Regions from separate parts of the Mus musculus genome. Here region 1 is linked to region 2. A link is a loop called in an ENCODE intact Hi-C map of the cell type or tissue named here. Cell type or tissue: heart. All regions are shown on one strand. Each heading gives the region's core, and the rest is flanking DNA. Links, peaks and the distances in the headings are about the cores only. Region 1 overlaps Cdyl2 (chromodomain protein, Y chromosome-like 2). Region 2 holds the start of Gm51553 (a long non-coding RNA gene).

What was found. A loop is a pair of places that touch in the nucleus more often than their neighbours do. Peaks named below come from ENCODE experiments on the same cell type or tissue, not always from the same donor. Only the 100,000 strongest peaks of a DNase experiment are listed, where the experiment ranks them.
Region 1: it touches region 2 in a loop (2.6-fold over the local background); 7 of 42 quality-filtered maps call a loop at or near these places.

What each region holds. Positions count from the first base shown.
Region 1 is chr8:116,664,749-116,680,900 of GRCm38, reverse strand. All of the region lies in intron 1 of Cdyl2 (chromodomain protein, Y chromosome-like 2), which reads left to right. Among named protein-coding and RNA genes, the nearest start is that of Cdyl2, 60 kb to the left of the region's middle. In heart, for the core only: a CTCF peak has its summit at 9,171 (motif pointing left); no DNase peak of the experiment used is centred there.
Region 2 is chr8:116,864,947-116,881,098 of GRCm38, reverse strand. It overlaps Gm51553 (a long non-coding RNA gene), which reads right to left and starts at 7,472. Exons shown (of 3, transcript XR_003947463.1): 1 at 7,194-7,472. In heart, for the core only: a CTCF peak has its summit at 7,885 (motif pointing right); no DNase peak of the experiment used is centred there.

The DNA.
Region 1 (16,152 bases), core at 7,796-10,295, 200 kb after region 2:
TGTTTGCAGGAGACAATGAGAATCACTACCTTTTTTTTGTTACATGAGTGCAGTGGACACTGTGGACATGCAGCTTTTGGGAAGTTGTTTCACACTGGAGCTAAGGGAAGATGGAAAGTCTTAGAGACAGATCAAGTCTTGTGAGGTTCATGCCTTCTACCCTCTTCAAGCACTTAGAGCAGGCTTGCCCGTCTTTGGACACTAGGTGCATGTCACGGGCTAGTAGTGGCATATAACTCACCTTGCACAGACTAGTGTCCTGTTGGAACTCCCTGCTCATCCCTCACTGAGTCGGAGAGACAGTGTGAGGTTCCTGTGGTATGAAATTCTGGCCAGAGGTAGGATTGATGCAATTTTCCACTCAGGCCTTACAGGGTGATGGATGCTTCAGCCATGGGTTTTGCTCTGGAAAGCTAAATTTGAGGCTGAGCTTGCTTCTTATAGATTGCTGACTTGTTTGTGGTCATGTCTGTTGTCCTGAACTCTAGGTAGAGGTGGTTGTAGTAAGAGCTGACATTCACTGAGCAACTATATGCAGACATCATTTGGGGCTATTTATTTATTATTTTAGTTTTTTCTTTGTTCTTTTAAAGATTTATTTATTAATTGATTTTTATGTATATGAGTACACTATAGCTGTCTTCAAACGCACCAGAAGAGGGCATCAGATCCCATTACAGATGGTTGTGAGTCACCATGTGGTCGCTGGGAATTGAACTCAGGACTTTCGGAAGAGCAGTCAGTGCTCTTAACCGCTGAGCCATCTCTCCAGCCCCTTGGGGGCTTTTTATAAGTCTTATCTTATTTAACTCTCATACCACATCTATGAAAGTGTTTCTCCTTCCTTCCTTCCTTCCTTCCTTCCTTCCTTCCTTCCTTCCTTCCTTCCTTCCTTCCTTCCTTCTTTCCTTCCTCTCTTCCTTCCTTCTTTTCTCTCTCTCTCTTTTTTTGCCCACCACCTGGGTTCCTGGGTTTTCTGTTTTCATCCTCCCTATGTAAGCTAGGCACTCAAGCACAGAAAGGTGAGGTGGCTTTCCCAATGCCACGAAGCTACCTAGTGGGCAGGCTGGATTCCTGCATCCCATTTTGTGCTGGGTTTCATTTGACTCCTTGCCATGGGGTCACTGGTTGCCAAGGGAATGGGCATTGGGTCCCCAGATGCTTTTCTGACACAGAGGCCCTGTCTGGTGTTGTGGAGGAACCACAGATAGAGTCTTACCTAAAACCTCCCAGACCTCCACATGCCACCTGTAGGACCCCTGAGAGGGTGGGTGCCTTGGGCATCTCATCTGAATCACTCTATTCAGCGGGCAAGGTGCTATGTCTAGGTGCCTCCTGGGGGTGGCCACATAGATGAAGACTCTGAGGAGGCTTGTTAGCTGGGTACTGGGGTTTTAACTAAAGAGTTTTTATCTCGCATCAGTAAGTCCCCCAAATTCAGGGATTCTGTATATTTGTGGCTCTAAAGGGACAGCTTGGTGCTAGTTTGCAGAGATTCCGGTTGGGTAAAGTAGTGGCTGGTGCCATTAATTCAGGCTGCTGGGATTGCAGCTCACAGCAAGAGAGCTGAGCAGGGTCGGGCAGCTTGGTCCCTTTCTCAAGCAGGAAGAAGCAGGATGTTGTCACAAAGGCAAAGCTATTCCCATCCTATCCTGTCAACCTGACAGTGGGGAAGACAGCCTGCCAGAGCTTGTTGAGCCATACAGTCGTTTGCTGTGTCGACCCCACAGGTACAATATGCCCGATAATGGTGTGCTCCTCTTTATCGGGATACCACCTTGCTCCCTACCAAAGTCTGAGGTCAGAATTGGGAAGGAGGAGTCTTAAAGGAAAGGATCATGGTGGGAAGTGCGGTCAGGGACTCAGAACGTGATAGGGAAAGAGTCTCCGGCAACGGCAGGTCTCAGCCAAGGAGATGGGAAAGCTAGGGCCAGAAAGAGGAAGAAACTCAGGTTCTGTCCCCGTACCTGCGCTTGCCCTGGGTGCCAGCAGACACGGCTCACATTTAGGGTGAGGTTTTGTTGTTGTTGTTTTTAAATAACCTGATCAAGAAAATTTCTCACAGGAGTCCCTGCCAGTTTATCTCTTAGTTGATTTGATCCAGTCACGTTGACGATGACAGTCAGCCGTCATACTTTTAAATTGGGTCGAGTAATTCCTAACTCCCAGGGGCTTGAAAATGTAAAATGAATGGATAGGTGAGTTGGGGTGTCTGGGTACACTCACACGGACTGTTCAGTTTTGTCTCTGGAGCATCAGCAGAAGCAGTATAGGTAGTATAATCTCACTGCCATGGAAACCGCTATCTGCAATTATTTAACCTCTACCAGGAACCGAGCCTGTGCCCATAAGCATGTGTCTTCTGGTCACCAGGGTGTGGCCTTCACCTGCCAGTTGGCTTCACTCTTAATCAGATTTTCAAGAGTTAAAAAATAAAAAGCATGGTGGAATATGCCTATAATCCTAGTACTTGGGAGGATGGTAATTTTAAGGCCCTCCTGGAATACACAATGAGACCTCGTCTCAAGAATAACTTTTTCAGACTAATACAGTGTATTATACAAAATGATTTTTACTTGGTTTTAAAGGATGACAGAGAGCTCACAGTGTTGTGCCGTTTTGGAGTCTGGGGTATGTATGAGACCCATGGCTAAGGAAGGTTTAGGGAACATATTTCATTCTGAAGGCTCCTGTATGTATCGTATACCCTCCAGTCCACTCACGGGTACGACCTTTTAGTTGAGTGAGTGTCTCTTGTCTATAGTTGGTGGCCTTTCATTTGGGGTTCCTGGAGGAGTTAGATACTTTGTGGCTTACGGGCTTTGTTTTATGAAGCAGAGAGGTTCTAAGGACCAGAGAAGATGCCTGCTTCTGGTTCAAGGAATGAGCTCACGGTGCCTGCACTTCCCACTTAAGGCTCTATTTCTGGGAGGGGGATTGGGTCTTGCTGCTTGTTTCCTGCCTGTTTTAGTAAGGACGTAAAAAATAATTGGAACTTGGCCTACTATGAAGCTAATATCTAGAATATGTGAGTGAAAATCAAAACAGAGACATAACTCAAATGAATGCTTTGTACTTTGGGTCATTCATGTACCCACCCATTCACTCACCCACCTGTATTTCAATCCTGTTACTCATTTATCCTTCTACCCATCCACTTGTCCACTCATCCATCTACTCATCCATCTATCTGTCCATCCACCATTCATCTGTCCACCAATCCATCTACCCATCCATCATCATCCATCATCCATTCATCCATCCACCCACCCACCCATCCAAATGTCCACCCACCCACCCATCCAAATGTCCATCCATCCTTCCACCCACCCACCCACCCACCCATCCAAATGTTCATCCATCCTTCCACCCACCCACCCACCCACCCACCCATCCAAATGTCCATCCACCCACCCACCCACCCATCCAAATGTCCATCCATCCATCCATCCACCCACCCACCCATCCAAATGTCTATCCATCCATCCATCCATCCATCCATCCATCCACCCCCCCATCCAAATGTCCATCCATCCATCCACCCACCCACCCACCCATCCAAATGTCCATCCATCCATCAATCTATCATCCATCTATCCATCCATATGCCCATCCATCCACCATCCATGAATCCATCCATCATCCATCCACTTATCCGTCCATCTATCCATTTGTCCATCTATCTATCCATTTGACCATCTACCATCCATCTATCCATCATCCGTTTGTCTGTCCATCCATCCATCTACCCATCTATCATCATCCATCCATCTGTCCATCCATCCATTTACCCATCCAAATCTCTACCCATCCATCATCATCCATCCATCCATCATCCACCATCCATCCATCCATCTGTCCATACATCCATATGTCCATCCATCCCTTCACGCATCCATTTGCTCATCCACCCACCCATCAATTCTCCCATAATCCACCCACTCATCCATCTATTCATCTATCCAAATTATCTATCCATCTATCTATAAATGCATCATCTGTCCATGTCAGCACTCACACACCAATCACCTACTTATCCATCTGTTGATTTTATTCTGTGCTTATGCCAAAGCTTTTGCTATTGGTATGGCTGCTTCTTTAGTGGTATCCTGGACAGGCATACTTCCAGTGTCTGGGTACTGGCTCTACTCCTTAAACACAACTTTGTGTGACTTTGGATGGTTTTATTGAGCCTTAGTTTCCTCATCTGCAAAAAGATCAGTACATTGGAACTTGTAGCTCATTTTTAAGAGGTAAATGAGACAGTCGGTAGGAAGTGCAGAACTGTGTCAGTTGTGGGTACATGCAACATGTGGTGGTTTAGAGCTTTTGTGTGTAGGCTGTTTTCGGAAGGCAAAATTACTCACTAAAAGATGGGACCACTTCAAAGACTCTGTCCTGGGCTTTGCCAAATTGCCCATCATAAATGTTGTAAGTGATTCAGGCACTGATGTCTATCTTCTTAGCATAGAGAGAGACAAGCACCTGTTGTCTTAATTCTTGCAGATTTGGGAAAAGTGCTGATTCAGTGTTTTCATTTTCCATACTTTTAACCCTGGTGAGCTGTAATAGATTTGTTTGTGTACTGGTTGTTTAATATTTATATTTTCTTCCCACAATTAATGCTCTCAAATGTCCTTTTTAGAGTGTTTCTGTTTCTCACCAAAGTGTGAAGTTCAATTAATTTATAGATAGTTTAAGTTGCAAGGATTTTTCTCACTTGTTTTTCAAAGCCAGATTATGATGTTTTGATATCTTGGAGATTTAAATTTTTATTTCATAACACCTTTTGAATTTTTCTGTAAGTTTAAAAAGTCCATAATCTGTGTGCAGCTTATTTGGTGTGTGCCTTTATTTATTTTACATTTAATTCTTGAGTTCTGGGCTCATACTCATAGATGGCAACACATCATAATTTCTTTTACTTATCTAGGTTTCCATACACTTTAATGAATATAGAATTTAAAATTATATATGTGTGTGTGTGTGTGTGTGTTTGTGTGTGTGTGTGTGTGTGTTTGTGTGTGTAGGGGTATATATATTTGCTTACTGCAAGGCATACACTATATATCTATAGGTATGTCTTTGTGCTTTTTATACAATTCCAGTTTCTCTTTGTGCTTACAGTAGAGCTACTTTTTATGGTAGTTTTCTGTAATAAATATTACTACAAGTCTAAATTCAGTTTTTTTTTAAACATATTTCCCCTGGGCTATTTCTGCTTCTTATTTACTTAAAATAAATTTGTGAAGTTTAAAAAATTCCAGATGGGAGTTTGATTAATAATCGCTCGAAGTTTGAAGTTGAGTTTGAGAAAATTAACATGTTTATAGTAATGAACTTCCCGTCCACAAATATAGAATCATCTCCATTTGGTATAAATGGCGTTTTAAAATATGTTGCCGTTTTGCACATTTCTTCGTTGAATCCTGCACTGCTTTTCCCCACTTTGGTTAAATTTCATTTCCAGGCATTTTATATTTTTTGCTGCTTCTCTAAATAGGGTATTTTTCCTACCATATTTTCTAAGCAGTTACTGCTGGTTGTTGATAAGGTTCTTTTTGTGGTTGTTATTTATTTATTTTTTTTGTTATTTTTTGGTAACCAGACAGATTTCTGAAGTTGCTTCTTTAATCTCTGTCTTTCTTAGTCTCTTAATAAACGAGATGTACAATTGGATAGTAAAGTCCTATTTTTGACTCTTTCATAGACATTAATTGATATAGTTATTTCCTTTTTCTCAGTTGCCCTGCTTAGAGGTTATAAGACAGTATTAAATGTCCTCCAGTCATGATGGTGGGGCTTCACAAACGGTATAGCCATGATGGGGAGGCAGGGCTTCTCCTTTGCCTCTCTCTGTCCCCCCAATTAGATGTTGACTCCCCACTCTCTACTCCTGCAGAAGGGAAAGCTACACAGTGGAGATGGACCTCTGGTGGACCATGGGCCATGAGATGGGCTTGTGGTGGGGAACAAGGGGGCCAGTGCAGCCTCCGGCTTTGTTACGTCTTGGTAGTGTCTGTCCCTCCATGGACCATAACTTAGGATGTCAGCCAGGATCCTTGTGAGCTTTGCTTCTGCCTAGTTCAGTCTATCTTGCCCTCCCTCCTCCTTCCTTCCCTCCCTCCCCCCCCCCCTTTCTTTTTTAAAGATATCCTTTCTTATGTCCCAGACTGACCTTCAACTTTGAATTCATTAAGTGGCTGGCGGTAAACCAAGAACTTCTGATCTTACGCCTCCACTTCCCCAACACTGGGATTATGGGTGTGCCCCATCAGACCAGGTTTAGGTGGTGCTAGGACTGGAATCTGGGACTTCCCTAATGCTAGCTCAACATCCTCCCAACCGAGTGACAGCCTCAGCTCTCACTGCTTGCCTTTTCCTAGATTTTCTGAGCACTTCATGAGCCTTCTCCTCACACGTCTTCCCTACCTCCTACACCATTTACCCCAGAAACCCACCCATGGGAGACCTGACAATGAAGGGAACTGCATCCTTGGATCCTGAAGGTCACTGTGTCTCCATTATGTCCCTGACTGCCTGGGCTGCCCTGCCCTGCCCTGCCCTGCCCTGCCCTGATGGCTGAGCCTAAATCTGCATTTCTGGTAACCGTATAGACAGAGGTCACAGGTGTGGGGCCGGGGTGAGGTGGGGCTCTTCTCTGTCAGAAGTCAGAGTTCTATGGCTCAGTGAGTCACTCTGCTCCCACCCCCTGAGCTCTGAGCTGGCTTGTTTCAGGGTTGGTGTGGGTGGCGGTGTGGCTGGCAGGTTGTGGGTGAGGCCAGCCCACCCCAGAAGGTAGTGATGAGCCGAGTGCTGCCACGAGCCTGCTAGCACCAGGCTATGCCTTGTACCTGTCCTGCAGGGACTCTGGCTCTTGCTCTCCGTTTTTTTTCCCTGTGAAATCATTTCCCTTCTCTCCCTTCAAGCCTTTGGATCCTTCCAGTCTGTCTATTTTAATTGTGATCAAGTTCACTGCAATTTGTCATCTTAAGCAATTTTAAGAGCAGAGCTAGAGGCAGGAAGAACGTTCACGGTGACGGATAGCTCTCACCTGTGGCCCATCCAGGTAGCTCTTTTCATGCAAAGTTGAGACTGTCAATGAAAATCATGCCCCATTCTCCTGCCTCAGCCCCTGGAAGTGATTGTTCTAGTCTCTGTCTAAGAATGTCACTACTCCAGACAGTTCATGGAAGTAGAATCCTGTAGGAGTCTGGAAACTGGCTTTCTTCCCTCAGGACACCGTCCTCAGGGTTCATTCACGCCACAAGTATCAGTACTTCCTCTCTTTGGAAGCGGAGTAACGCCCCGGATATGCACATTCACTATGCACATTCAAATTTCATTTGTTGCTTTGAGGAAAATGCTCTGATCACCTGGGGGTACTTGCTTAACAACCACATAAAAAAACAAAAACCAACCAACCAAACAAACAAACAAACAAAAAAAAAACCAAAAAACAACAAAGCTATTTTCCCAGCCTGCCAACTTTAACTTTTGAATAAACATTACTGTTATTTTTATTATTCGCATACCTACAATCACTGGACCAAAACATTCAACATAATTTCCCATTCAAAGGGGAATTAAATAGAGAGACTATCTTGTGTGTTGTATGGATACATCCACCTGTCAATTAAAAGCCTAGCTGACCTATGGCTTAGCCAGGAGGTAGAAGGTGGGATATCCGGGAGGAGAAAGAATTCTGGGATAGAGGCAGGCGAGGAGATTTCCTTCCTGGGGAGATGGGACAAGACAGATGCCCAGTACCTGAACACAGGTAACTAATCACGTAGCAGAATGCAGGTCAGAATAAATGGGTTATTTTAAGTTATATCAATTCAGGGAAGAGCCTAGCTCTATGGCCAGGGTGTCTGTAAATATATTGTGAGTCTGAGTCTTATTTCTGGGAGCATGGGGCTGGGAGGAAAATCCTGGCCTAACCTCAACATAAGCCAATGTGGATTTTTTTTTCCTTTTTGAAGTATTTATTTGTCTTATGTTTATTTGTGTGTTTTGGGGGAGTGGGACGTGTTCCATGGTACCAGTGTGGAAGTCTGAGCAAAAGGCATGAGGGTCCCGGGAGTCAGACTCACGTCACTAGGCTTAGTTAGCAAGCACCGTTCTCCACTGACATTTTCTGACCAGTCACTTAAACAAACAAACAAACAAACAAAACCCGTCTTATTAAATGTAAGCAGCCATAGCCACGGCCATTTTAGGACATTTTCCGTCATCAAAAAGAGCCATCACGAACCTCTCCCAGCAGCATAGCCCCACCAGGTCCCCCAGCTCCAGGCAGCCACTGATAAGTGTGTATTTTCCATGGGTTTTCCTGGTCTGCCTTTTTACACAAATGATGTCCTACTGCATGCGGTCCTTGTGACCAGGTGCTTCCACCTAGCAGACATCAGGCCTCATCTCCTTTTCTCAGGATCCCGCTGTTCAGTCACAGGCTTGTCTTGTCTTCCCTGTCACAGGGCACACAGGTGAGTTCTATTCTGTTGCTTTCTGACACCCCCCCCCCCCCACACACACACACAGAGTTGGGGATTAGAAAAGTAAAAAATTAGTGACTCAGGGAGGCTGAAGAGACTGCCCGGTGGGAAGAGCTAGCGATGTTCCTCCAGAGGTCCCGGGTGTGATTCCCAGCACCCAAGTCAGGTACTTCCCACAGCTCCAGCTCCAGGGAGATTCCATGTCCCTGGCCTCTGCAGGCACCTGTTCTCATGTTCACACAGCTACTTACATGATTAAAAGTAAATCCCCTTAAATTAGTAACTTAATAAACAATAGAGAGCGGGGCTTCGGATAGCACAAGTGACAAAGTCTGTGCCCCTGCCATCAGGAGAACATGAGTTGTATGTAAAATGCCAGATGTAGTAACTTGTACTGGTAATGTTTGCATTGGTGGGATGGAGACAGGAGGACGTCCCCTGACCTCCCACCCCCACCCAGAACCCCCAGGCTTGTTGACCTGTCAGCTTAGCTTAATCAGCAAGCCCCAGGTCCAGGGAGAGAAACGGTTTATCCAAAAACAAGGTGGGAATTCAGGAGAGTTGATTCAGCCGTACTTATGGTTCTTGTAGAGGACTCGAGTTTCATTTCCTACACCCATATAGTGGCTCACCATTATCCTAAATTCCAATTCCAGGGAATCCAGCGCCCTCTTCTGGCCTCTGAGAACATCAGGCAAGCACATGTTGTACACACAGACAAAACACTTGTACACATAAAATGAAATAAATCTAAAATACTTCAGAGTGGATGGATCCTGAGGAACAACACCTGAGGCTGAACTCTGACCCCTGCACACACATGCACGCACACACACATTCAGACATACACATAAGCACACACACACACACAGTGAATGAATGAATGAATGAATGAATGAGTGAGTTGTGGAACAAAATGCTGTGATTTGAATGAGGTTCAGACCATACTCGTGTGAGTGGTTATTTGTGTTACGACTCTGTGGGTGATGGTTCCGCGTCTTGTTTTGTCTAGAAATTAGAATATTCAGACGAGACAAGCCTGATGAGAAGGGTTTGAAGTGCCGAGAATTCTAAGTGGGTTGACGGTGGGGGTGTACTTGCAGTTAGATTCAGGAGCCGACAAATGGATGCTCATAAGACAGACGGGGGTTTATAACTTTTTAAAAAAGATTTATTTATTTTATGTATATGAGAACACTGTAGCTCTCTTCAGACACACAAGAAGAGGGCTCAGATCCCATTACAGATGGTTGTGAGCCACCGTGTGGTTGCTGGGAATTGAACTCAGGGACCTCTGGAAGAGCAGTCAGTGCTCTTAACCACCTTCCTCTCTTCCCTCTCCCCTTTCTCCCGCGCCCTCTCTGGCCCAGGGCTAGCAGTGCCATCTTGTGTTGCAGTCTCAAGCTCATTGCACTATGCAGTACAGGGCAGGTTGCTCAGGGTTAGATGGGCAGATGTGGAGAGTCCATTGACCCCTGACCAGGGAAGCACTGGCGCTGGTCACTATAATTCCAAGGCCCCACCTTTCCCACTTGGCTAGGAGAGGCGTCTGGATCTTAAAGAGACTGTCTTGGTCACAGAGCTCCCTGATTGGCTTAGAGCTGTCACGAAGCTCTCTGATTGGCCTAGGGCTGTCACGGAGCTCTCTGATTGGCTTAGAGCTGTCACGGAGCTCTCTGATTGGCCTAGGGCTGTCACAGAGCTCTCTGATTGGCGTAGGGCTGTTTTGGAGAGACAGGAAGCTAATGTAAAAGTTACTCTGAAGCAGTACGGGGCTTCTGAGCATGCCACTGGTAGTCCAGTGGTCAGGTCTGTGGAACCCTTGAGAAAATCATGTTTTGTGTAAACATTCTCCAGCTCTCTAGCCCAGTCTTTCTGATCTCCAGTGCTGACTTGGGGCCGATCCTTTTTGGGGGTGGGGTGGGGGTCTCTGATGCCTTAGCCTTCTCTCACCACAGCTCACTCACTAACTATTAGAATATCAAACAAGGCAGCCATCCTTCCCTTATGGAGGGACCCTGTCCTGGACCATATTAAAGTTCAGTGCTTTACGTGAAAGAGTTCCTCTCTTCCTGACGGTGAAGGAGGAGGTCGTTATTAATCCCATTTTACGGAAGAAGCTTATACACAGATGGAAGAGCCTGAGAGACTCCAGAGATGTGGCTTGCACTGTTTCTTCTTTTCAGTTTTACTTTTACTTTACGTGTGTATATGATGTGTATGCCTGAAGAGGACATCAGATCTCCTCCAGAGCTAGGTTGATAGGAGTGGTGAGCCACCCGATGTACATGCTGGGAACCGAACCCAGGTCCTCTGCAACAGCAGCAAGCACTTTTAACTAATGGGGCCATTTCTTCAGGCCCAAGATTCACACTGTACTCTCTACCATAGTTTGTATTTTTCTCAGAAATAGCCTTCATGATAATGTAGTCATAATACAATGAGGGGCTTATCAGCATGTATGGTAGCGTGGGCATCCCTTGCATTATTTAAAAAGTTTAGATTAGTGTGATACGGTTTGTGACTGCGGGAGGGGTGGTTGTCCTTGTGTTCATGTTAGGTCAGATGAGCACTTGTAAGAATCAGTTCCGTCCTTTCACCCAGGACCCCAGTTGTCAGGTTTTGTACCGGCTGCTTTTGTGTGTCAACTTGACACAAGCTGGAGTTATCACAGAGGAAAGGGCTTTAGTTGAGGAAATGCCTCCATGAGATCCAGCTGTGGGGCATTTTCTCAATTAGTGATCAAGGGGGGAGGGCCCCTTGTGGGTGGGACCATCCCTGGGTTCTATAAAAAAGCAGGTTGAGCAAGCCAGTAAGTAACATCCCTCCATGGCCTCTGCATCAGCTCCTGCTTCCTGACCTGCATGGGTTCCAGTCCTGACTTCCTTTGGTGATGAACAGCAACATGGCCGTGTAAGCTGAATAAACCCTTTCCTCCCCAACTTCCTTCTTAGTCATGATGTTTGTGCAGGAATAGAAACCCTGACTAAGACAGGTTTGCTCTGCAAATGTTTCATCCTCAGAACTCTCCTGGCAGCTTGACCACCGGTGCGCTGTGTGATGGCTGAGTCTCTTGCTTATGGGGAACATCCTTGTGTGTTCTGTTCACTTCATCCAGAGCCCCCATTCTGACAGTGTTTCTTGTTCTTTTTGGTGGTTTGCAGTTGTGGCTCGAATGTGGAATATCCCCCTTGGGCTCCTGAGTTTGAGTCCTTGCTGCCAGCAGGTGGCGCTCTTTTGGATGTTTGTGTACTTCAAAACCAGGATGGGACAGTGCTCGTGGCCCTGAGTCCTATCCCATGTAGCCCTGGCTTCTGTGTTTCTAAGTTGAGCCCTCCTTACTTTATATAGACTCACGCATTGGCCAGGTCAAATCTTGAAGTTATACCGCTAAAAATTCTGAGCATTGACTGATGGAGTTTCCTAGTATCGTCCGTTAGATGACCTACGATGGAGTGTCGTGCCAGGCATCTAACCAGAATGCAGAGCGTGCTTTCATTGAGTTCAAGGTGTAATTATTTTCAGTACTGATGGACTCATCATCTCTCACCTCTGTTCCCGGCAAGACTTAGTGAGTGTCGTCAGTCTTTGGTTTGGAGTGATTCTGGGAAACTGTGTTTTACCGCCAGGGATCGGCTTCATCCTCTAGGGAAGTCAGTGCCAGGGAGGGTAGATTATACTGTTAGATTATATCATAGCAGCCTGGCTTTGGAGGGGAGGTAAGACTTGGGGAGAGGAATGGGCAGAAGGGACCTTTGCAATCACTGTGGCAGGCCGGGCCAAAGGCCATCGTCCTGTGCGATCTGGTAGAAGTTTCCAAGCCTCTTGGCAATTGTGGGGATGCATTGCTTGGTCTCCAGAGCATTGAGTACAGTTTCCCTTGTGGTGACAACTGCTCTCCTTGTGTTGATTGACAAAGTACTGGGGAAAGTATACAGCCAAGACACTCAGTCCACTTCTCGTACTGATAATCATTGCTCCATGTTGGCCTACCAACAATGTCCCAAGACGATGGGTTTAAAAAAATGTCATTTCCTACTGGATCTGAAGTGAGGACACCCATGCCTTCAAGGAGGCTGCTGTGAACCTGTCCAGGGAGCCTCAGAGGGTATCCAGGCTTTTCAGCACCTGTGTAATGTGGAAATAGGGCAGAGCTGTCGCACAACCAGATGGCATTATGAGACTACTTAGAATGTGCTATCAGAAATGGGAAATGGCGCCTTCTAGTGAACTCCCTTCTACCCACAGCTGGGCTAATCATCTTTTGTTGTTAGACAACTGACTTTTTGAACCCATCTTCTGTATCCTCCTTCTAATCCCATTCTCTTCTCAGCTTTTCCTTTGCCAGTGGCTTTGTCATCTTTCGGTCTATTGGATAAGCAGTCCCTTCTCCCCCCGCCCCATGGGCACAGGTGACACAGTTCAGAAACGTGTGCAGAATGTGTATTGATTCATGGAATGTGACTCGTGAATACATGTGTGTTTTCGTATGCGTCTTTCGGGCCTGCTTGCCCGCTTCTATTGTCTTCCCTAGTCAGTGTCTATGAGAAAGGTTCTCTCACGGAACATGGGACTCACTAATTGGGCTACACTGTTGGGCCGGAAAGCCCCCAGGAGCTGCCTCTCCTGCTAGCATTACAGATGTACACCACTGCACTCAGCTTTTAATGCGGGTTCTGGGGATCTGAGTCTGGTGTTGCCCTAAGCTGTGTCCCCAGCCCAGTTTAGTTTTCTGTTGGGATAAAGGACGTTCTCTACCCCGCTATGGTACCTCTTTGGTCTTACCTTTCTGCTGATGCCCAGAGTCTTTGCCATCAGTGAAAACATTTCACTCTTGTTATTTGAGATACTTAAATTTTGGATTCACATCTTGAGAGTGAAAGCATGCTACAACACTCAGAAGGAGAAAGAGAGGGGAAATAAGGACCACCGTTTCCCTCCAGTTCTGCGAGGTGACACATGTATATCCTGGCTTTGAGTATGTTCATCCAGGAACATTTTCTCTCTGGGAGTCTGCAGCTTGTCTCTATTTACAGACTGTGGACTGTAGAACACTCCTGCCAAGATGCGATTCAAAGGGGCTCCAGACTTGAGTGTGGCTTCTAACAACGAGGAACACGTATTTCACGGACTCTAAGATACTATCAATGAAAAATGGCTTTAGCCAGACAGTGGCGTCTGAGCCATCAAGGTGGGCTACTCCTCTGTTATGAAATGCTTCCTGATTCCAGAGGTGTTAAAAGGAGGAGAGCCTGGCACCATCCTCCGTGAAATTTGGCACGTCTGTGGTCTAATCATCCACTTCATGCACACACTGTTGTTGTTATGGATGTCACAATACAAGTGATGGGTCTGGTGGTTTGCCGTATGCCTGTCTGTTTACTTTGGAGGGCGGATAGGAATTTGGAGCCTCGAATCATCCTTGGCCAAGAAAATGTCAAACCTGTGCCAATCTGGATTGATTTTCCTCAAGGTCTAGTGCATATCCGTCATTGTGGGATCCCCTGCCGCCTCTGGTTTCTCTCTGTCCCTCCTGTGTTGGGCTGGGCTCCATGTATTTTTTCTGATTTTCTCACACTATTGTCAGGGTGGAGTTGACCTCTAGTAGGTCCCTAAGAAAAGCAGACGAGGAGATATTAATCAAATATGTTTCTAAAAATGTCTTAATTCTACTCTCCCACTTGACCTATGGTTTAGCTGAGTGTGGTCTTCTAGGTTGTAAATAATTTTTTCTCTCTTTCTCTCTTTCTTTCTTTTCTTAAAGATTTATTTATTATTATATGTAAGTGTACTGTAGCTGTCTTCAGACACACCAGAAGAGGGCGTCAGGTGGTTGTGAGCCAACATGTGGTTGCTGGGATTTGAACTCTGTACCTCCGGAAGAGCAGTCAGTGCTCTTAACTGCTGAGCCATCTCTTCAGCCCCATAAATAATTTTCATTGAAGCACCCCTCTATTGCATTTGGTTTTCAACCTGTGGTCCCCAACCTGTGTGACTCCTTTGTGGGTGGGGGGTGTAAAATGACTCTTTCATAGGGGTCACATATCAGCTATCCCACATATCAGATATTTACATTACAGTTCCTAACAGTAGCAAGATTATGGTTATGAAGTAGCAATGAAAGTAATTTTATGGTGTGTGTATGTGGTGGTGGTGGTGGGATTACTATAACATGAGGAGCTGTGTTAAAGGGTCTCAGCATTAAGAAGGTTGAGAACTAGGCTGGAGAGATGGCTCAGAGGTTAAGTGTACTGACTGCTCTTCCAGAGGTCCTGAGTTCAATTCCCAGGAACCACATGGCTCACAGCCATCTACAATGGGATCCGATGCCCTCTTCTGGTGTGTCTGATGAGAGTGACAATGTACTCACATGAATGAATGAGTAAATCTTAAAAAAAAAAAGAGGGCTGAGAATCACTGCCTATGGCTTCTGATGTCCTGCAGTCCCTGTTTTTACTGATTTCTTCCCATTTAGTTCTATGTTTTCGCTTTCTTGAACTTCAGGGTTTGTTTGTTTGTTTTTTGTTTTAGTTTAGGTTTTTTTTTTTTTTTCGAGACAGGGTTTCTCTGTATAGCCCTGGCTGTCCTGGAATTCACTTTGTAGACCAGGTTGGCCTCGAACTCAGAAATCTGCCTGCCTCTGTCTCCCAAGTGCTGGGATTAAAGGCGTGTGCCACCACTGCCCAGATTTCAGTTTCTTTTTCTTTCTTTCCTTCTTTCTTTCTTTCTTTCTTTCTTTCTTTCTTTCTTTCTTTCTTTCTTTCTTTCTTTCTTTTTTTTTAAATACCTTATAGTTCTAACTCCAAAACTTTTCCATGTATTCTTTCTGAGTGCGCCCCGGCTTTATATTCCAGAAGATCCCCTTAATTCAGCCTTTTTACTATTCTGTTTTTTTGCTTTACCATTTTTAATTCCCGAGAGTTTTTAAAACTTGGTTCTGGAACCATTCTATTTTTATTGCAGTCTGTTCTGCCGAATGTGTGTTGTCTTATCTCCTCTTATCTGTTGGGAGCTCGTAACAGCTTTATTGAGGTAAAATTGACATAAATATAATCATACACGAAGTATGAAATTCGGCAGATTTTTGACATATGTTTCGCTTGTGGAACTATCACCTCCATCAGCCCACACACCTATTACTTCCAAATGTTTCCTTTTGACTCTTGCAATGCACGCTGCCTCTTCCACTTCCTCCTTACCCATCAGCCACTGCTGTTTCCCACAGCTACAAATTGTTTGCATTCCTACAGTTTTATATAAATCCAGCAATACCGTATTGTGAGATCGTCCATGTTTTTGAATTGATAATTCATTTATTTATTTTTTATTTCTAAGTAGCATGTTATTGCACAGGCAATTTATCAATTCGCTTAATTTCTGAATGTGTGAATTGTCTCTACCTGCAAATGAAGTTACTGGATGCATGTATGCATAAACCATGGTCGGATGTATGCTATCATTTCTCCGAGGCAAAGGTGTCGATGTGGATTGGGGCATTACATAGCAGACACTTTTGTTGCTAAATATCTCCAGTATGACTGCACTGTTGCTCCTTCTTATCGACATTGAACAGGGGCTCCAGTTTTTCTGCACCTAATGCTTTGTCTGGTGAAGTTACTAATTTTGACCATTTTGCATGTGACCATGGCATCTC
Region 2 (16,152 bases), core at 6,396-8,895:
TGGATATTTTTATTTTATATCACTTCTATAAAACATTTGAGAAAATAATGACCATGGTAGTATATGGTAGTATCAGTAGAAACCAGGGTTTCCAGTCAAATACAAAACAAAGAACAAGAATCAAACCCAAGTCAGAACACTGTAATCATCCATTTGAATTGGAAATAGGACTTTGGATTGCTGATTTTTCTCTTCCTAAAACACACTTTTCCCCGTTCAGCCCACTAAAGTGCTGTGTGCAGTCCCAAGAGCAGTGATTACCACCTTCAGACCTCAATTGATGCTTTGCAAAGGTCTGTCCCTAGAAGACACCAGGCCTCCGGAGAAGGCTAGTCCAGCTCCTGGGCAGCAACATCTGGTTATCTTGTACCAGAAAATGAGGACCCTGTTAAAGACTACTGAGGTCACACCAGACATAGCACCCCCTCACTATGGACAGACAATCGTGAGCTCCCAACAATAACAGACATGAGACTTGAATACATTGAATAAATATCCTTGAGCTGCGGAAATACTTTAAAAGGCAGTGACATCACAGGGGGCTGTGAGAGCACCCAGCTCATTACTCGGAAGGGAAAGAAAGAGTTATACTGATTTTACTAGATAAGCCATATTCAAAAGAAAAAAAAAATCCTTGATATTGGAAATTGAACCCAGGGCCTCAAGCAGGCTAGGCTAGTACTTTTCCACTGAGCTCCAGCCCGCAAAAGGAAAGTTGTTTTATATGTTTCTTGGGCTATAATTCTGCACATGCCATAAAACACACCCATTTAATGTAATGGTTTTGCTATATTCATGAAGTGTTGCCCTGCAAACTAAGATCAAAATACGACATTATGGGAAAGCCCTGAGCTCAGTGCAGAATGTCAGACTCTGTTCAATGATGAGGCTTCCTCTTCTCAACCCGGGGATCCCAGGCCCCACACCTCTACCTGTGGAATGTCACTTATTCTTGGTTAGGCTACAGGGTCAGCTTCCTTTCTTCCAGTAAGAGCCTGTTCTGTAAACACCTGAGACTCCTGGAATGTCTTCCCGGGCTAATGAGGCACCGCAGTATGTTAGCCTTCAGCCAATGACCTTTGCCCACCCTGGATACTCCTACCCCCTCCCCAAACAGTATATAATCCTTGATTCACCCCAAATAAAGTTGACCTGTCTCCCCAAAGCTGATCCCAGAATAACATAATTTCCCTTCATACTCATGGGCTATCTGAAACCCTGTTTATTGACTCTGTTCCCTTTGTCCCTGTGGGCCAGTGGCTAAGGACCCAGGGAGAAGGGAGACTCATGATAAAGCTATTATGAGCATTTACCATATCCCACTTCTAGAATATTGCCGTCCTTAGAAGATGCTCTGAACCTGTAAGTAGTTCTTCTCCATTCTCCACCTCTCTAGTCACAGCATCCACTAATCTCTGCTCTGGCTGTGGGTTTCCTTTTCCAGGCCCTTAAATTAAAAAAATGCAAATAATATATATTCCTTTGTGAGGTTTTTCAGCTAGCCCAACCTTCTCAAGGTTCATCCATGTGCGATTGGCTCTTCATTCTGTTTATATTGCTGAATAGTGTCAGAGCTCTTTCTTGAAGACTCTCAGTTATAAACATAGAACAACTGATAAAAAAGTACTACTTTGCAGCGCCTTAGGACAGTAACAAGACCAGTGACGTTTAAAACCGGTGTGATTGGAACCGTTAGGTCAAAGAGAAATATTAGTGGATAAATGGAAAATGAGCGCATCAGACCAGCGAATCCTAAGCACGTGGATCAGTCCTGTGTTCCGTACGTCACCGACGACGGAGAGGTGAGCTGTGTGCATTCTGTGCCTCCTTTTAAAGGATGAATTGCCCGCCATAGTTCCCAAAATCGGATCAGCTTCTGTCTGGGTTTAGTTTCCCACTTAGGAATTCAGGAGCTGGGGGCAGCAGGCTCTGCAGCTGCCACAGGAGTCACCGTGCAGTAAGTGCTATATAGTAAAGATATGGTATAGGACAGAGGGGGTGAGGCTTGGCTTAGACGACCAAGCCAGCTCAGTCAGTCAACCGGTTCTCAAGGGAGGGAGGGAGGGAGGATTGAAAAGAAAAAAAAAAAAAACCAAACAATTAGACAAAATGATAGCCCGACTCCATCAGAGCTGAGGCTGACACAGCTCTGTCTCTCCAGCCTGCTTTTTTTTTTTTTTTTTGGTTTTTTGAGACAGGGTTTCTCTGTATAGCCCTGGCTGTCCTGGAACTCACTTTGTAGACCAGGCTGGCCTCGAACCCAGAAATCCGCCTGCCTCTGCCTCCCAAGTGCTGGGATTAAAGGTGTGCGCCACCACGCCCGGCTACAGCCTGCTTTTATATCATCCTAGGTGCATCCAAACACCATGGTCAGTTCTTAGATCAAAGACAAAGGAGTCAAGGGAAGTGGTAAACAAGGAGATCACACAAGACAGTATCAAGCAAAGCAGTAAGCAAAGCCCCACGGTCAGTGTTTCTGACATTCTTACCTGCGCCTACTTCCTTGTCCGAGCCCAATGACAAATGACAAATTCCTAGAAGTGGCACCAAAAGCTCTCAGCACTTAGATTAAAGGATGAGGGTGGGCCAGTGGAATGGATCACCAGGTAAAGGCACCCGCGCTGTGTAGGTCTGACACCTGAGTTTGGTCTCTAGGACCCACAGTGGAAAGAGAGACCTGATTCCTGAAGGTTGTCTCCTGACTCCCCTGAGGAGTACCCAAACTGATACACTAATAAAAAATTTATTTTTAATTAAAAAAATAACCAAATGCAATATGAATATGGGTTCTGGTAGAAAACAACTGACAAGAAAAAAAGCTTTTTTTTGAGACTGTTGGAAAAATCTGAGCGTGATAGAGTTTTGGGTGATGTTGCCTGTAGCTTTTCGTTATCCTGTCTTAGCTCCGGGAATGGGCCACCCTACCAACTACCACCCAGCTTCCCTTTGCCCACGGATAAAAGACACAGACACACAGTTTTTCATTTTCACTTTGCCTTCTAGGCACACTTGCTGGGTGCTACTATCTCCTGCCTGGAAAAGCCAGCCTTCATTACTACTCTTAGCTCTGCTCCTCCCACCTGCCCTAACTTTAGTTGGTCAGTTGAATCTAGTCCCTGCTAAACACCCCCTGTAGGAGCGGCCTATATGGCCATTCCATTTCAAATTTTTAGACTTTTCTTCATCAGTAGCACAGAGAACTCTCGGAAGTCCCACCTATCCTTTCCACCCAGCGTTTGGCCCATGACTTTCTTAACTGACAGATCAAGAACCAATTGGGGAACAGGACCTTAGCAATAGACCTGCCCCTACGGGGTGATGTTAAGCAATGGCTGTAATTGTGTTAGAGTGATAATGACTTTTCAGTTATGTTCAGTAAAATGGTCTCGTCACCGAAGATATACTAAAGTACTCATGGCGGTGTGTGTGTGTGTGTGTGTGTGTGTGTGTGTGTGTGTGTGTGTGTGTGTGTGTGATAGATGTGTGTGGTTCTGCAAATGAAGCTGGTAGAGAGGGATTAGAGGAAGCAAGGCTGGTCTCAAGGAGATGGCTCTTAATACTGAGAAGGCTTTCTTACACTTTTCTATAAGGAATGCTCGACATTTCCATGACAGTTTCTTTCTTTTTTTTTTTTTTTTAAATCTCAGCCAGGCGTGGTGGTGCATACATTTAATCCCTGCCTCGGGAGGCAGAGGCAGATGGATCTCTGAGGATGGCCAGGGCTACACAGAGAAACCCTGTCTCAGGGAAACCACCACCACCACCACCACCACCACCACCAACAACAACAACAACAACACCAACAAAATATCAAGAGACTGGAGTATTGGCTCAGTGGTTGAGAGCATCTGAAGTTCTTGCAGAGGACCTGGATCCAGTTTGCAGCACCTACGTGGCATTTTACAATTGCCTGCGACAGTACTATGGAATCAGATGCCCTCTTCTGGCCTCCATGGGCAGTGCACACACACAGTGCAATTACATACATGCACGCAAACACCCATATACATAAAAATAAAACAAACCTCTATCATCTGAGGTTTGTGAGGTCCACAAGCAATTTTATATAGAAATACAGCTTGTCAGAAGGATACACTTTTCTGAGAAGAATAAATTTTTAATCAAATTTCCCCCCTTTCTTAAATTGTTAAGATTTGTTTTCGTCTTTTTGACTCTGAAAAGTTCTGGGGTCTTTTGCTAAAGACAAAGACAGACATTCAAATACCTCCCCTCCCCCCTACACACACACCAAAGAAAACCAAAACAATTGTTAGCAATGAAAATGCCAGCATGGAAAATGAAGACGGTCAAATATGAACGTGTATTCCTACATGAAGACATAACTCAAAACTTCTTTGAAGATGTTTGTCCACTCCAGGGATCCATTTTTAAAAAATGGATCTAAATTTCTTATTTCTTTCTTTCTTTTTTTCTCCCAGATGTTCTTTTTGTTTTTTTCCAAATCTTAAATTGAGTGTACTTCTCTCTGTGTATGGTGTGTGTGTGTGTGTGTGTGTGTGTGTACACATGCCCATCCATCATGCTGCACATATGTCAATCAGAAGAGTCAGTTTTTTCATTCTGCCATGTAGTTCCTGGGGCATAACTACAGGTACTTAGGCTTGGCAGCGAGCACAATTTCAGACCGGGTCATCTCATTGGCCCTCAGATTTTCTTAAGGGGTAGGCTAGAGAGTTGGAAACAGATCTATATCCAGGTCTTAGCTCTCACCTATGAGCTAGCTAGTGTGATAGAAAACAAACGTAGACTCTGAACCCCAGTTTCTTCCACTGACACAGGAGTCACTAGTTAACAGCATCTGCTTCAGTGGCTCGTGATGAGAACGACGTCAATGGCAGTTCATGCGCGGCGAGGTTTAAATTGCTTAGCATAGTTTTTCTGGAAGCCAAAGTGTGTGTGTGCGCGCACACACAGACACACAGAGTGTACTGGAAGCACACACATGAGCCGTTGGCAGTTGTCACACGCCTTCCGTCTTCCCATAAACCCCAGCTAAGACACAGAACGGTTTTAGTGTGAGGAATTACTCCTCTGAAGGTAATGTGTGCAGACCGTTGAAGCAAGCACTGCCAGAGGTGTGCTCAAGACGGCCTGGGGCATGTGCCCTGTAAAGGAAAGTCACTGGTGTGAGACGCCATGCCTGTACAGTGTGTTCTGGTCCTGTGACATCTGTAACATCACCACAATTGTGGTTAGCCTTGAAACTACAGTTGGTTTTTTTTTTTTTTTTTTTTTTTTTTTTTTTTTTTTTAACTCTGAAGTGGATGTTAACGGTTGAAATGCATTCAGAGACTGTGTTCCCTAGAGGATCTGGGGATCCATTCTGGCTTCTTCCTATTCTGATGGTGGCTGGTGCTCCTTGGCTAACAGGACAGCCATCTGTGGTCATCTAGGATCTTGATTGGGTTCATTTTCTATACCAATTAAATCTCTGGAAAAAAGAATTTGGACACAGCAGGTACTAACAGACTTTATTATAAATGAAGTAGTGTTCATGTGAATGAGGGTGCATGCACACATACAACACATACGCACACACACATACACACTTGCAAAACAAAAGCGCACACAGAGAAAAATGTCCCCTACCCTCACCTACCCAGGGCAGAGAGGGTACCAAAATCCAAATCTCCTGGTGGGCGAGGAAGAAGCCAGAAGTTCACCATCTTCCTTACCTGTCTGTGCCCCTTTTCTTACCGGTCTGCCTGTTGGGGATCTGTATAGCAACTGGTCCCTCCGTGTCTGTGGCCTTTGCCTTAGCCAACTTTGACCTCTCTTGCACTCCATCTCTCATGTGAAGCCCTTGTGATGGTCCCCTTGGAGACAACCCATGGCCTCAGCATAAGATCCCGAGTTTATACCTACAGAGATCCTTTTCTTATTCCGTTTCAACAGATGGGTTCTGGGGACTGAATCTCTGAAGGCTCCTACCCAGCCTGCCACATCTGGTAATAGTACGTTCTCAAAAGTGGGCAGACAGTGACTGCTGTTGCTGCTTGTGTGGACCCTGCTGCCTGCTTGCCTGCTGGCTGGCCTGCCTACCAGGGAAAGCATTTACTTAGCATTCTGAATGGATGCTGAGAATTTGATCAGAGAGCATGAGAGAGAGAGAGAGCATGAGAGAGAGAGAGAGAGAGCATTAGAGAGAGAGAGAGAGATGTGAGTTGCTCCTCATCTCAGTCCTACTGTGAATTATCTTAATTTGTTTAATATCAGATCATTTTTCACTAAAAGGCCAACTTGTGAGTGTGTTCCAGGGCACACTCTAATAATATTTGACTTCACTCTCAACCTCCAGACTGAGTTGAAGGGTGCTGGGTTTGAGCCAGGAGAACCCGAACAACACAGCATGGGAACCAGACAAGGGCGCCTTTGCCCCCTCAGCTGGACAAGCGATTGTCTCTTAAGCAATGGACTCATCCATTTGCGAACCTAAAGACTCTGCCCAGCGTGGCCTGAGGAGAGCTCTGGTGTGCAATGGCAGCCTTTATTGTCACTTTGTCGAATCTAAGTGCAGCGGTTGGCAAGTGGGTTTGGTAAATATTGCTCCAAAGCATTCACGTTTCAATAGGAAACAGATGCCAGGCATCCCCATTAGTGGGGCTGTTCAGAGTCATCGGAACAAAAACACAAACCCACTCCTTGGTAGAGCAAGATGCCTAGGAAGGCCAGGGAGAGGGGGAGGGCAGTGGGAGGGGAAATGGGAATCTGTAAAACCTGCGCGCAGAGTTTGACATTGGGAAGACCTTCATTTTAGCAAAAGCGGCTAAAAAATGATCTATTTATCACCAGAGGGATACAGAAACACAGTTATAATGGGAAGCGTGAGTCACCACCCTCTTGTTCAACCAGGGAACCAAGTGACTTAGAGGCAGAATAAAGTTATTTCGTTTGTATCTCTTAAGAACATGATGTTCTCTGTCTGCTTGTGTCCTTGGGGTAAAAGGCCAAGTGTCAGTTCTGGTCTGAGGTGGCCACAGGCTTTATGACTTGCCGTTTGTCTGAGGCTCCTTTTCAATGTATTAACGACACTCATAATGTCCACTAAGGGCCGGGCACCAAGCACTGAGCTCTCTTTGACTTGGTTCATCCCCCTGTTACCCTTAAGAAAAGCGTAATTCTCTCCGTATTAGAGATGAGGAGGCTGAAGATTAGGAAGCTTGGCCACCTACCTGAAGTCAGTCTCAGCCCGTAGGTGTCATGAGCCGTGACGATGAGCTCAGCTGTCAATCACTTGCCTTATTGTCCTGTCGGGTGAGACTTGCCCCCTTCTCCTCCCCACCCCAGTTACAAACTGCGGTGGCAGAATCCGTCTGGCCACAGCACTGGGGATCAGCCTCAGGGGAACGGATCCAGGTGCAGAGCTGAGCTGTCGAGTGGCAGTGGGTATTTATGTGTTTCTAACTGCCTGCCTCTCTTCAACTCTTTCATAGTTCTAAGCGAGGCTTCAGGACAGAGTCCAGTAGCTTCCTAGGAAGAGAGAGCAGTATATTATCCACACACGTAAAGGGAGTTCCAGCTTGTTTCCTAACAAGATACTGTTTTCCCCTCCAGGTTCTTACTGATGTATTAACATCCCCATTTTACAGTGTGTGCGCAGCAGGTGCCCTAGTTCCCCGAGACAGTACATAGACGTCTATACTCCCTGTTGTTTCTTCAATAAATATCTATGGAATCTCTCCCTGCCAGGGTCCAGTCCAGGCCTGGAACCACAGCTCTGAAGACATCAGGCTATGTCCTTGGCCTTCCACCATTGCCAGGGTTCAGAAAGGTTATTGTCTAATTTCTTTCTTTTTTAAAAGATTTGTTTACTTATTGTTACACATATTTGACCTGCATACATGCCTGCAGGCCAGAAGAGGGCACCAGATCTCATTTCAGATGCTTATGAGCCACCATGTGGTTTCTGGAAATTGAACTCAGGACCTCTGGAAGAGCAGCAGTCAGTGTTCTTAACCACTGAGCCACCTCTCCAGTCCTATTGTCTAGTTTTTAAGCCAGGCAGCTCCTCCACTGTAGTCTATTCAATATTCGAGCTGGACACCACCCCCTAACCTGTCCACCCTCTATACCCCTTGAAAGTTCCCAAGCAAATGTTGCCACACATCTCTATGTCCTCCAGGGGGCACTACAGCCCTTCATTGAAAACCACAAAAGAGAGTTGGCCTTTTAACAGACTATGTGTGGGTGGAGTTTAACAGACTATGTGTGGGTGGAGTCAACATCGGGTTCTGTCTTGGGTAGGGTGGGTGTTGGTCTTTACTCTAGGGATTTGTCCCATGCCTAGGACAGTGTAAGAATGAGTTTGAAAAGAATTGGAGAGATGGCTCAGTGGCAAAGTGCTTGATGAAGAAGCATGAAGAGTTTAAATACCCAGCATTTTCATAAAAAGCTAGACGTGGGGGGCTGGAGAGACAGCTCAGCAGTTTAAAGCACTTGTTGCTCTCGAAGAGGACCCAGGTTCAATTCCCAGCATTCAGAAGGTGGCTCACAGCCATTTATAGCTCCGGTTCTGGGCTATCTGATGCCCTCTTTTGGCCTTCCTAACAGGTGATGTAAGGACCTTGAAGTGGGCACACACACCCCCCCCCTCCAGACCAAGTTCTCAGCACAAAAGAGATTGATTTGCTCCAGAGGGATGGGTATTAAGAGACAAAGACAGGAGATAGAAGATGAGGGAGAAGGGGAAGGGAACAAGGGAGGCAGAAGGGATATTTGCCCTGGATGGACAAAGAACTACCTCTGGATAGAGATGAGACAGACACGGCCCATAGGCGAATGGCAGTTTATAAAGATAAAAGAGGAAATCTTGTGTTAGGATGAGCTGTTAAATTTTAATTGGGCATGTTAATTAGGTGAGCCAAAGGGGGCTTTTGATTGCCGGACTTCAAAGCTGTGATAGCTGAACCTTGGTAATCAGCCTTAGGAGGAGGAAGTGGCCAAGGCAGAGGGGATATGGTAGAAGGGTAAAAGGCAGAACTTGCCATCAACATGTCTGCCGTGTTTGTCACACTTGGGCTGGTTAAAGCCCTTCAGTGACTATCCCAGAATGCCTGTGTGACCAGAGCTGTCAGGACAGAGCCTAGGCTGCTGCAGTCCTAGCAACCTTAAACAGATAAGCACTAGAGGGAGGAGCAGAAGGGGAGATACAAACACACACAAGGACAAGAGACAGAGAGCTCGGTAGGTTTCCAAGTCAGAGCAGCAGAAACAAAGCCCAAGCACCGCCCAGCCACTAGTCCTTCTCAGCCTCCTTTCTCAGCTTGCTGGAGCTACATGCAGCTCTGCTTCCCCATGGGGACAGACCTAGGAAGCAGCAGACAAGACACTGTAAGCAAGAGGGCAAGCCTGTGCTAATGTACCGCCCTAAGCCCAGGCCATTTATGCTTTTCTAGAAGGAAATACTCTTGAGGCTGAAGGTACTTTGCCTTGTAATTATTCCTTTTTTTTTTTTTTAACTTAAATGTTTATCTCTGTATTAGTCTGTTTTCTGTTTCTGTAACAGAATACTAGAAGCTAGGTGCTTTGCAAAATAAAGAAGTTTGTTCAAGTTATATATGAAGCCTCAAATTAGGCAGCCCCATCTGTTTGGCCTCTGGTGAGGGCTCCTTTGGTGGCCTCTGAACATGGCGGGTGGGATGAAGATGAAAATGGGGGTGAGGAGGAGTGATCCTGGCAAGACAGAAAGTCAGAGAGATACTCAAGCTTCCTCATTTATTTTTACGTGTGTGTGTGTGTGTGTGTCTGTCTGTCTGTCTGTCTGAGCTCAAACCATGTTCACATGTAGGTCAGATTGCAGCTTGTAGGAGCTCACACATCTTTCATCTGCGGTTCTGGAGATGGAAACCAGACCATCAGGCTTACCTGCAGGAGCCTTTCCTCACAGAGCCGTCTTCCTGTCTCCAAACTACTCTTCTGTAACAGCAAGCTCTCTCTCCTGCCCGCACCAGACCCGCATCAATCCTGCGAACAACGCTCATTCCACCTAGCTTCGCCTCTTCTCAATACTATCACACTGTGGACCACGTTTCCAGCACTTGACGTTGGGGGCCAGACCCCTAAGGAGTAGGTAAGTACTAACAGGAGTTAGTCACTGAGACTCATGAGCACAAAGGAAACTAGACCTTGTTGGAGAGACCAAGATCAGCTTGTCTTTCTTCCCTTGCTGTTCATTTGTATCTATCTGCTGCAACAAATGATCGCCAACTAGGTAGCTTTGCTCAGTAGAGTCTATTCTCTCTCCGTTTTGGAGACTACAAGTCTGATGAGAGACTAGCAGGCCCATTCTCTCCAAAGAGTCTGTTCTTTGGTTCTTTGGTTTCCCCAGCTCCTGGTGGCTCCTCCAACTCCTCCCCCACCCCCCAGCCCCAGAAGCCTGCCCCCTTTGCCTCCATTTCCCACTGTCTTTTCCTCTTCTGTTTTTATTTTCTTTTATGATTTATTTATTTATATATGTGAGTACACTCTCACTGTCTTCAGACACACCAGAAGAGGGCATGGGATCCTGTTACAGATGGTTGTGAGCCATCATGGGGTTGCTGGGAATTGAACTCAGGACCTCTGGAAGAGCAGTCAGTGCTCTTAACCACTGAGCCATCTCTCCAGTCCCTGTCGTTTTCTGTCTCATGCAGGACACTTGTTGTGGATGTAGATCCACCTGGACAATCCAGGATGACCCCATAAGGTCCTTTCTTTGCTCTTGGTTTTCAAGCACTGATTTCCAAACATAGACATGTTTAGTGCCAGCTTCCAGAGATTCAGGTACAGATCATCTTGTCTGCGCATCAGCAGTCAATCAACCGGAATATCAATATCAATATCAAATAATTGTAATAGTAACGACGGGGTTTCTTTGGATTGGCAAGATGGGTCAGTGGGTAAAGGTGCTTGCTGCCAAGCCTGACAGCCTGAGTGTGATCCCTGGAACCCACAAGGTGGAAGGAGAGAACCAATTCCTGATCTCCCAACATGCACCTCTGAATATATATATATATATATATATATATATATATATATATATATATCTCACTATATCTATATCTATATCTATATATCACTCATATATGAAACAGGATCTCACTATATAGCTCTTGCTGTCCTGGACCAGGCTGGTCTGGAACTCAGAAATCCACCTGCCCCTGCTTCCCGAGTTCTGGTTTTAAAGGCATGCATTACAGCAACCAGCAAATAAATATAATCTTAAAAGTTAAAGCTTGGGTTCTTTCATTTGTTTGTTTTGCTTTGCTTTTTGAGACAGGGTCTCACAATGTAGCCCCGAGTAGTCTAGAGATTACTCTGCAGGCTAAGCTGGTTTTGATCTCACAGAGATCCACGTAGCCTCTGCCTCCCAAGTCCTGGGATTAAAGACAAAATGTTTAAAAAAAGCAACACCAAACAGGTGATGGAAGGGATGAGTTTCTAACCCCAGGAGGGTGTTCAGGGACCACTTTTGTGATACTGTGTCGTTAGAAATCCGAATGATGGGAAGGTTGGAGGCAGGAGAATTCTGGGCAGAGGGGCCAGTGTATGTAGGAAGGAGTGGAGTGAAGGTAGCAAGCTGGCAGTCACTTTAACAGTGAGTTGTTCCTGGGCAGACTGGACACCACTCTCCCAACCCTGCTGGGGACTTCTTTTCTCTACCTTGTTTCTGACAGCACATTCAGTGCGGAGGAAGGATTGGCCACTTCCTCCTCTGTTGCAAGTTCCCAGGTACCGGGTTCTCTCCTTTTGTGCGTTCATCTGTAGCAGTGACATTGAAACTTATTAATATTTCTAGGATGGATCCGTGGGCTGGAGGTAGACCAATCTAAGGGTCACAACAACTCAGCCAGGACAACTGCAGGACTGGAACTAGATACAATCCGGAGCTTTATATGTGGTCTCCTAAAAATACTCAAGGGAAGTAAATTTATAACCTATAGCCATGTTCCCTAAAATTCCCAAAGAGATTTAAATGCTGTACAACCATCCATCCATCCATCCATCCATCCATCCATCCATCCATCCATCCACTATGTCTGCCCCAACAAAAATGAAGGATATTTTCCTTCTCCTTCAGTATGCGGTGAACTCAATAACACTCATCCTGTTTTTCCTCCAAAGATTTATCTTTACTTGCCAGTGCACGCACATGTACATGTGTGCCCACACAGTCCAGCAGAGGGCATCAGATCCACTGGATCTTCATTGGTAGCACGGCAGGGCAGTGGCTCTTAACCAGCGAGTGGTCTGTCCAGCCCTCACTAATACCTCTCCTCTAACCCTCACTGGTGGAGAGAGAGCCCATGTGGTGAGAGATGAGGCCCTGGGTGAGCCACCTTCTGAGATGATCTGTCAGTCAAGCTCTCCAGGGCCTCCAGCCCCACAGGAAGGCATCCTGAGCCTAAGGACTAAGGACAAGACACCTAGAGCCACAGAAACCGAGCTAAGCTTCTCTGAAGTCCCTGATCTGCAGGAAGCCGGAGATAATAAATCCTCATTGTTTTAGTCTTGGGGTAGCTTGCTTCGCAGCTGCAGATGACTGAGTCTGTCTCCTTCTCTGATTTTGCTTTCCTCATCCTATGGAATTGTCCTCAATCTATCAGCTTGTTTCTTGCCCCTGCCACTTTCCCAGACTCCCCCACCCCTCACTCCCACTGTATCCATGCCCCCTCCGGTAAGCTCTTCTTACTTTTATTTTTTTTTTAAATTATTTATTTATTATATGTAAGTACACTGTAGCTGATTTCAGACTCACCAGAAGAGGGCGTCAGATCTCATTATGGATGATTGTGAGCCACCATGTGTTTGCTGGGATTTGAACTCAGGACCTTCGGAAGAGCAGTCAGTGCTCTTAACCACTGAGCCATTTCACCAGCCTCTTACTTCTATTCTGTTTAGCTTATTCTATTGCAAATCCCTGTTCTTAGTTCTCTGGTTCTTCCAATCATTGTCTGATCTCCCCAGTAAGACTCCAGGAGTGAGGATGATGTGCGGGAGAAAAGAAGCGTAATCAATGTTAACTTTTTTTTTTTTAAGTGGGGGAGGGAACACCTCAAACATTCATCCATGAGTCAACTTTTTTCCCTATTACGACTTAGTATCAAAACTGTCAATGTCCTCAATGTAAGTCTGTATTTTATTCTAAAATCCCATCCCACTGTGGGAGACCCCAGTGTTTCTCTCCTTCCCTTTCTCCTTCTCTCCCTCCCGCCTCTCTTTCTCTTGCTGATTCTAGGGGACTGAATTTAGGGCCCTCGTGCCTCCTAGGCAGGCATTCTGCAGCTGAGCTGTATCTCCAACCCTATTGTCCCATTTTTAAAGGAGAAAATGGAGGCTCCAAGAGTTAAATCATTTGCCCAAAGTTGCAGAGCTATGAGAGAAGACCAAACGTCAAAGGTCTGCATAACTAAAAGCCCAGGGCTCAAGTCACGCTTCTTACTTCTGGCTGATGTTTAACAAAGCCACAGGGCCGACTGGCCACAGGTTCCCTGCCAGCCAGGACACTTAAAAGTCCCTGTTCCCTAATCTGCCGTGGGCCCGGAAAAGATTCAGGATATCCTGGGTAATGAACTCATGGTGGCCTTGCTCTTCCTTCAACCCCAGGCAGAATCTGCGCGTGGAAAATTCCAGGAAAGTCTTTACTGGGGAGTGAAATCTAATGTGCTGGGCAGGACCATTTGCGACTGAAATGGGCGCCTCACTGCCTCATCTGAAAGGGAAACCTTTCCTACCCCCAGGTCTGACAGGGAAAAGCAGCCACCTTTGGTAGCTGGGTCATGTTCGGAGCTTCGGGAAGGGCATGTGGTTTAAAAACAATAATAGCCTCGGAGCTGCTCCTCCCCCCTCCTCCTCCACCCCTCCCCCTCCTCCTTCTCCCCCTCCTCCCCCTCCTTTAATATAACAATTATGAAAGTAGCACAATAGAGCACAGGGGGAAATTACTCTTTAACGGTGCCCGATACACTCATGCACCGACTGGGGTCCTTGCGTTCGGATGGATCCTTAGATCCCCAGTTGGGCCCCAGATGTTGAAATCTCTAGTGCTCAAGATCTTGTTTTTGCCAGTAGAACCCACCCTGTCCGCAGCCAGGACTCTGTTCCAGGATCTAGGAGTTTCCTCTGTTCTCCCTCCACCAGTCCCGCTGGCTAGACTTCTTGAGGATATGGAGTCTTTGCCACGTGCTGTTTGTGTCTCGGTGTAATCTGCAATGCCATTGTCTGCTCCTCTCTTCTCCCTCCTCCCTCCTTTTTTTCTCTCCCACTTTGTCCTGTGGCTTCCTGGAGCCATTGCAGAATACTCCCGGAAGCAGAAACAATTTCTTTCAGGAGTAATTCCAGTAGGTGGACCGTCCATCTGTATATCTGGGCCAATGGCATTTCAGTGGGTATGGTTTACTCAGAGCCCGAGCAGAATCTTCCGTGAGCTTGCAGAGCTGGGCTGTCTGTCTCTTGCTTTCCCTGCAGAGTCAAGCTCTGACTGTCTCTTGCTATCCTGTCTTCTGCCTTATCCTGTTTTACAAGATTAGTAAGCCACAGTGTGGCTGTTCCTTCTACCTTCCTTCTATCTGAGTCTCGGAGTAAGAGGCTCCTGGAGCCATGCTGAACATACCTACCTCAGCAGCTAACTTAAGTGCAAGAAATAAGCTTTCAAGCAAATCTAGGGGTTGAAGAGATAACTAGTTTAGCTTGGTGGTTAAGAGCACTTTGTATTCTTATGGAACATCTGGGTTGAATCGGCAGGCACAACTGTTTGCAGTTCCAGGATCTCCGACGCCCCCTTCTGGCCATGTCCGGTACTGCGCACATGTGGTGTCCATCAAAGCAGACAAGACGCCCATACACGTCTTGTCTAATAAAATAAAATTAACAACAAAATACAGTTATATTTATTTATTTTGTATATGTCTCTCTCTGTGTGTAGGTTTCTCTCTGTGTGAATTGGTTTTCTCCTCCCACTATTTGAGGCTCTGAGGTGGATCTCAGGTCTTTAGCTTCGCTCTAAGTGCCTTGCTAACACCGTTCCAGTAGTTTTTAGTATAGAGTTCTAATGTATGGAAAAAACGCAATTCAAGGCAGAGGTTATGTCTATTATACTCTGTCACACTGATGGAGTCTATCTGCCGAGGATGTGATGACGGATGTTCACAGAATGTGGAGAAGAACTTGACAAGGGTCTGGAGACCCCGCTGTTCACCCCTTACCTCTTCCAGCTTCTGTGACTCGAGTCTCTGTTCACTCCTATGTTGTCATCATCATTTGCAATGATGGAGGAAGACGTTAGGTGGATCTGATGTGGCTAGTACTTCTATGCCTAACCTCTCTGTCCAGAGGGGTCTTCCAAGAAGTTGATTTTGTATTCACTTGATGTGGTCGGGTGTGGAGGCGGGGTTCTTGCCAGGATCATGGGAGGGGGCATCTAGATTGTATCCCAATACCCCACAGTTACTGGAACAGATGGCGTTTGCAGTGCTTGGTATCAGTGTGAAGAGCTCACTGTATTGGAGGGAAGGCAGACATGGGAATGAAGTAATTTTATCTCAATAAATCTCGAGTCCCTGAGAACATAGCTTTTCTACCTTACAGGAACACCCCAGAACACACACTTAGATGGTTAGTTATTACCCCGGGTTTTGCTGCTCTTTACCTAGGGTTATGTAGTTTCTTTCCTCTGGGTCTCCATCTCCATCTCCATCTCCATCTCCATCTCCATCTCCATCTCCATCTCCATCTCCATCTCCCTCTCCCTCTCCCTCTCCCTCTCTCTCTCTCTCTCTCTGCCCCCCCTCTCTGTCTATCTCTGTCTCTTTGTCTCTCTGTTTCTCTCCCTGTCTCTCTCTGTCTCCGTTTCTGACTTTGTCTCTCTCTGTATGTCTCTGTCTCTCTCCCTTTCTCTCTCTGTCTCCATTTCTGACTCTGTCTCTGTCTCTCTCTGACTCTGTCTCTCTCTGTCTCTGACTCTGTCTCTCTCTATCCCTCTCTGTCTTTGTTTCTCTCTGTCTCTGTTTCTCTCTGTCTTCGTTTCTGACTCTGTTTCTGTCTCCATCTCTGTCTCTACCTCTCTTTCTCTTTGCAGTGAGAAATACAGCTCTCACGAGGCCCGAGTGACCCTTATAAACAGCTTCCTGTGTTCTCTTCCTAGAGGCAAGCCAG